2 separate regions of the Homo sapiens genome follow, and region 1 is linked to region 2. The links are chromatin loops, found by intact Hi-C in ENCODE. Cell type or tissue: CD14-positive monocyte. All regions are shown on one strand. Each heading gives the region's core, and the rest is flanking DNA. Links, peaks and the distances in the headings are about the cores only.

Region 1 (2,918 bases), core at 180-2,679, 65 kb before region 2:
TCAGCATGGGCCAGGAAACTACTTTCTTAAAAGAAACTTAAACGCGAAATTCTGACAAGATAGGAAACTCTTACTGCATCCTTACTAAACCTCTTTTTCCCCCCTACTTTCTCATTTATTTATATATCTCTTGTGTTATGAAACATATATAGGTTGAATATTTAACTCACTCTGAATTCATGTGCAGAATAAGTCACTCTTCAGAAGGACAAAAATAATGTTTTAAGTGGTTTGTTTAATAAAGCACATATTAAAAAATTTCAATTCAACATCTTCCCTGGGCACAACATGTTATGACTTTTTAGAGTAGAGCTTCGTGGTATTTCATAAGGAAGCCAAAAAGGAAGGGAAATTATTATTCGGGCAGAGGGACAATAGTGACCTTTCATTAAGCAAGACAGAGTTCACCATCAGGCTCCCCAAACCCCAGGCTCTGTGTTAGTTGAACTGAACAAGCCACCAACTATTTCCTCTCTCTCTTTCTCTCTTTCTCTCTCTTTTTTTTTTTTTTGAGAAGGAGTTTTGCTCTTGTTGCCCAGGCTGGAGTGCAGTGGTGCAGTCCCGGCTCACTGCAACCTCAGCCTCCCGAGTAGCTGGGATTACAGGCGCCTGCCAGCACGCCTAGCTCATTTTTTTGTATTTTTTTTAGTAGAGACTGGTTTTCATCATGTTGGCCAGGCTGGTCTCGAACTCCTGACCTCAGATGATCCACCTGCCTCGGCCTCCCTCCCAAAGTGCTGGGATTACAGGCGTGAGCCACCACACCTGGCCTCCTCTCTTTTATAGACCAGACTACTTTAAAAATATTCGTCCAATATTACCTAAAATATTTCATTTATAAGACATAACCCAACATTGTAATATTTAAAAGACTGCATTATGTAGTTTTTACATATCCTTAAGATCCTAATGAATTCAGATAATCAGTATTTTTGTTCTTTTAACAGCTTTACATGTGACCTCTTAGTTCTAGAGTTTGATCTCAGGAGAAGGGAAGAGTAGATTTGGATTCTGTGCCGTGGACAGGCGCACTGGTTTCCCGTGTGAAAAGGACAAAGCCCCGCCCCTTCTGGAGCTCAGTTCTCTTTGGGATTATTCATAATGTTCTCCAAGAAGCTCGGAGTGCCTGTTTGTCGCCAGTACTGTAATTTGTGAGTAAAAGATCTTTATGATTGCAAAATACATTAGCGCCTTCGGAGATCATTGTTTCTTGATGACGGTGTGAATCACAACTAGGAACTAGGAAGTCATTTCAGCCCCTTCTGTGCAGAGGGATGTCATGAAGTACATATGCTAAAGTTCATACCCATTGCTCATAAGAGCTCAGCCAACCTTCTCAACCAGTTCATGTAAAAATATATCTGTATAAATATGCATACGTATGTATGTATGTGGTGTGTGTGTGAGTTAAGATATACATAAAATTTACGTTTTCCACCAATTTTAAATGTATAGTTCAGTGGCTTTCAGCACATTTACTTTGTTACATAAACCATTATTATGTAAGCCATTACTGACATCTGTTTCCAGAACTTGTTCATCATTCCAAATGGAAACTCTACCCATTAAACTATAACTCCCTGTTTCTTTTTCTCCCCAGTCCTAGGTAGCCACTATTCTATTTTCTGTCTCTATAAATTTGACTCTTCGAGGAAGAATTTGATTCTTCCCATAAGTGGAATCAGACAATATTTGTCCTTTTGTGTCTAGCTTGTTTTATCTAACATATTTTCAGAGTTCACCCATGTCATGGCATGCATCAGAATTTCATTCCTTTTTAAGGCTGAATAATATTCCATACCATTTGCTTTTTTAAAAGTCCATTTTCTCAAAAAATTGGTTGTCATTTCCACTCCCCACCCAGCCAATAGAAACAGCAAATATATTAAATTAGAATTGACCTGACAGAGGAGGTAATGGAGGCCTGTAAATTATTCAAAGAATTATTTTAGAGTCTGACAGCAAGGAAGAAGACAAAAATGCTCTTAAAACCAGCTCAGGAGTCTCTGAGGCTCTTCTGCGTGGGGCAGGCAGTCACAAAGATCTCTACGGCTCCTGGAGTTCTCGCTGGATCGTAGCACAGGACAATCTTAGTGATTCCTAATGATGCCACTGAGTCATCAAGACAGAGTTATTTTCTGTAGGAAGAGTCAAAGAGTTCAGGGAAAGTGAGTAGTAAGTTACAGAAATATCTCCATTCCAAATGGTTAAAATTTTTTAAAAGTTTAGGCTTCAGTCATCTGAAAAATTTACTTGTGTGAAATGATTCAGTCCAGACTGTAGTGAAAGAGAGGAATCCCAGCAATATCAAAGTAAAATACACACACACACACACACACACACACAGAGAGAGAGAGAGAAGGAGCACAAGATCTCTTTCTTTTTTGTTTTTTTCTCTTTTTTTTTGAACAAACTCTTACATATCCTTCAAGCCCAGGCCAAATGGCACCTTCTCTGTGAATGTGTGTGTGTTAAATAGGCAGAGAGACCTTCAGGGGCGTTTGCTGACTTCTTTCATTCTTTTTCATCTCCTACCTCCCTTTCTAGAGTAGAGAATTAGTAGGAACTTGACTCAAGTGGACGGGGATGTAATTTCTAGGGGGAGTTTTTGCTGTCTTACTGCATCTAAATTATTCTGTCTGTGCATAAATTAAGTTGTACACATATTTAGAAGAGCCACCTCCCCCACTGCAGGATGCATAGAGTGGTTTTTGTGAGGAGCTGCTTTGCAGCCTCAACTCTGCCTCCTGACTTCATTTTGAAACCACTGTACAATAAAACGTGGTCATTTGTTTGTTCCACATTCTTTGTGCCTACTGGGTTTCTGGACATGATCTCTGGCCTTGGGGGGGACAGTCTCCTGGGGAAACAGACACACAAACAGATCTATTACAGTCCAGTGAGTTTTTTCCTGGGAA
Region 2 (2,918 bases), core at 302-2,801:
TGAAGGCCTCAAAATGCTTAGGTGAGATTAAATTACTGATTATCCAAAAGTTCTGTTTTCGCTGGAGTCTTTCTGGACGGCTGCTGATTCGGTCCCATTTAAAGCATTCGGTGGCATGAACTCACTCGGTTTCTGCCCACATCACTGCATTCCTGGGATGCCGTTCACAGGCCTTAGCAAGATCATCTGACAGCCGCCTGTGAGGTCAACGAACTTTATACATAATTAAACACTCCCAGTTAGGAGAATTCATTTCTTTCTCCCTGAGAAGCAGAGAAAGAATACATGTTGTGTTGCCCTCCATTACGGAGTAAAAGTTGTGTGGAGTAATCAGGCTAGTTTCACATGATTTAATGTTGAACCGAATAAGAAAGTGATTGCATCCTCTACTGGGCCTCACAGAAAAGTCACCACCCACATTGTTTATTCAGACTGGGATCTTGGCCATTTGGGGTTTAAGCCAGAAGAAAGAGGAAAAAAAAAAAATCCAACCCTGGAATGAACGCTTTTGAAACTCTGTATTCTTGATGAAATGCGGCCAAGGGTTCTTTTAAAAAAAACTATTTAAAATCAATTACCAAGATCATATTTTCATTTACAATGGGTTGTTAGCAACAGCTAATTCTCTGTTTCCATCCAGATTTGGTGTTTAAGCTTCAATATGCTGGTATTGGAATCCTTGCCGTGTTTTGTCTGGGTATCAGATGCTACCACCAAACTATGTGTGGGGAGTTGGGCAACTCTGACCTTTGACCAGCTTTCCATAAAATAACAAGGAAAGGTGTGAGGAGGCTAGGGATTGGGTGAAAACTAGCCTGAGGGATGGCAGTAAGTGAGCTTCACCAGGGGGATGAACATATAAAGGAGGCACTGAGGATATTGCTAAGGGTAAGAGAAAGCAAAAGACAGAATCATATGCCTTGGGAGGAGGGTCAGGCCCGTTAAGGCACCTAGTCCGTCTGTCTCTAGCCAGGACTGCAAGAAATCATCTCAGACATGCGATCTTGTATCGCATTTTTAAAGATCTCAAGAGGAGATTCCGGAACCTCCCTTGGTCATCCGCCCTATTATTTAACAATTCCTACAGCCAGGAAATTCTTTCTTATTTCCAGCCTAAAATGTGCATGTGGTGCAGCTTCAGGGGAGGTGATTGATCGAGGCCACGCCCACCTCCCCCCCGCCTGTTTACTCCTTGGATGGGATGGTGCATATGTCTTGCTTCTTCCTTAAAATGGGCCTCTCTCGGCCTCCATACCACAGTCCCCGGGCTGGGAGAGGGGTCGTGGTATAGAGGTGGGGTGGGGGCCGACCAGCGGCGTTTATGGGGACCAGCCGCCACCAGGAACTGTTGCTAGGCATTTTATGTATTTCCCAGAGGCAAGAGAACATAGCTGTGATGTGGCCAGGAGTGCGCCTCAAAACCACGTGCAAATAATAAATGCGGAAGCTCCCGTTTCAGATTTTAAAAGAAAAGAAAAGAAAAAATCCTGAAAAACAGAATGAAGAGTCTAGAATTTCACTGGCCTCGAGATGGTAGTCTACTCCTCAATTTTAAACAAGAAGAGCCCAGAGCAGAAAAGGGACCTGTCCCGGACAAGATCTCAGAGCTAATGCCCCTAAACGCAGCGCAGTGCCCTGTTCTTAATTTAGATAGGGTGCTGGAAAGGCGAAATCATGCTGGAACGGAGGCCATCGATCTCACTTCCTCCGGCCCCTTCCTCCTCTTCGGCAGATGCGCAGTGAATGGTCAGGCCCTCCGTGAGTGAATTACAGATTCATTGAAGAGCCGTCAGATGACTGGAGCAGTCTGGTTTCTTCCCTTTTTATCGAGTTCTGTCATTGTGTTCCTCAAACTGTGGTTTGTTCCAGAAAGGAAGAGGTTGTCTTCTTCACCCGCCTGCCCTAAGTTGCGTCAAGTTCCAGTTCCCTGTATTAAGTAAATTACTAAATGAGTGGAATGAACATCATAATGTCAAGGGTAGGGCGTTGACATTATGGGACAATAGACCACGAGCCCACTCTGTCAGCTTTTTGTCCCGCACCTCTATTATCTGTCAAATGATCATATTAACACTCTCCTACCTACTTTAGGGGGCTCCTAAAAACAAATATTTATTGACAGGTTATGTATTAGTCTGTTTTCATACTGCTATGAAGAAATACCCGAGACTGGGTAATTTGTAAAGAAAAAGTTTTAATGGACTCACAGTTCCACATGGCTGGGGAGGCCTCACAATCTGTGGAAGGTGAAGGAGGAGCAAAGGCACGTCTTACATGAGGGCAGGCAAGAGAGCCATGTGCAGGGGAACTCCCATTTATAAAACCATCAGATCTTGTGAGACTTATTCAATATACGAGAACTTGGGAAAAACCCACCTCCATGATTCAGTTGCCTCCCACCAGGTGCCTCCCATGATACGTGGGGATTATGGGAGCTACAATTCAAGGTGAGATTTGGGTGGAGACACAGCCAAATCATATCATCTTATAAATGTAGAACACAAACTCCATGATATCCTTTATATAAAGTTTAAATACATTTAAAAATATATATATATAGTTTAAGGATACACACATGTGAAAGATAAAACCATGCATGGTGATAATGAGCATTGAGCATCACACAGTATTTTTTTATTGTGAAAGATCTCGAGCAAACAGAAAATGCAGAGAATAAGATTGTGTATAAATGTGCATTCACCACTATTTTGTCATGTCCTTGTTCTTTTTTGTAAAAAAGAGATAGACTTTCCCCATTTCCACCCGCTTTTTCCTTCCCTGAACGTCACAGTCATCAGTTTAAATGTGATGCTCAATGCTCATTATAACCATGCATGGTTTTATCTTTCACATGTGTGTATCCTTAAACTATATATATATATTTTTAAATGTATTTAAACTTTATATAAAGGATATCA

The links. Hi-C counts contacts between places; a loop is a spot of excess contacts. Peaks named below come from ENCODE experiments on the same cell type or tissue, not always from the same donor. Only the 100,000 strongest peaks of a DNase experiment are listed, where the experiment ranks them.
Region 1: it touches region 2 in a loop (5-fold over the local background); 26 of 110 quality-filtered maps call a loop at or near these places.

What each region holds. Positions count from the first base shown.
Region 1 is chr18:63,299,895-63,302,812 of GRCh38, reverse strand. The region is part of intron 2 of BCL2 (BCL2 apoptosis regulator); the gene reads left to right. Among named protein-coding and RNA genes, the nearest start is that of BCL2, 18 kb to the left of the region's middle. In CD14-positive monocyte, for the core only: no CTCF peak of the experiment used is centred there; a DNase peak (open chromatin) is centred at 1,202; H3K4me3 peaks cover 456 bases; H3K27ac peaks cover 439 bases.
Region 2 is chr18:63,235,512-63,238,429 of GRCh38, reverse strand. All of the region lies in intron 2 of BCL2 (BCL2 apoptosis regulator), which reads left to right. Among named protein-coding and RNA genes, the nearest start is that of BCL2, 83 kb to the left of the region's middle. In CD14-positive monocyte, for the core only: no CTCF peak of the experiment used is centred there; DNase peaks (open chromatin) are centred at 1,409, 1,809 and 2,309; H3K4me3 peaks cover 1,852 bases; H3K27ac peaks cover 2,500 bases.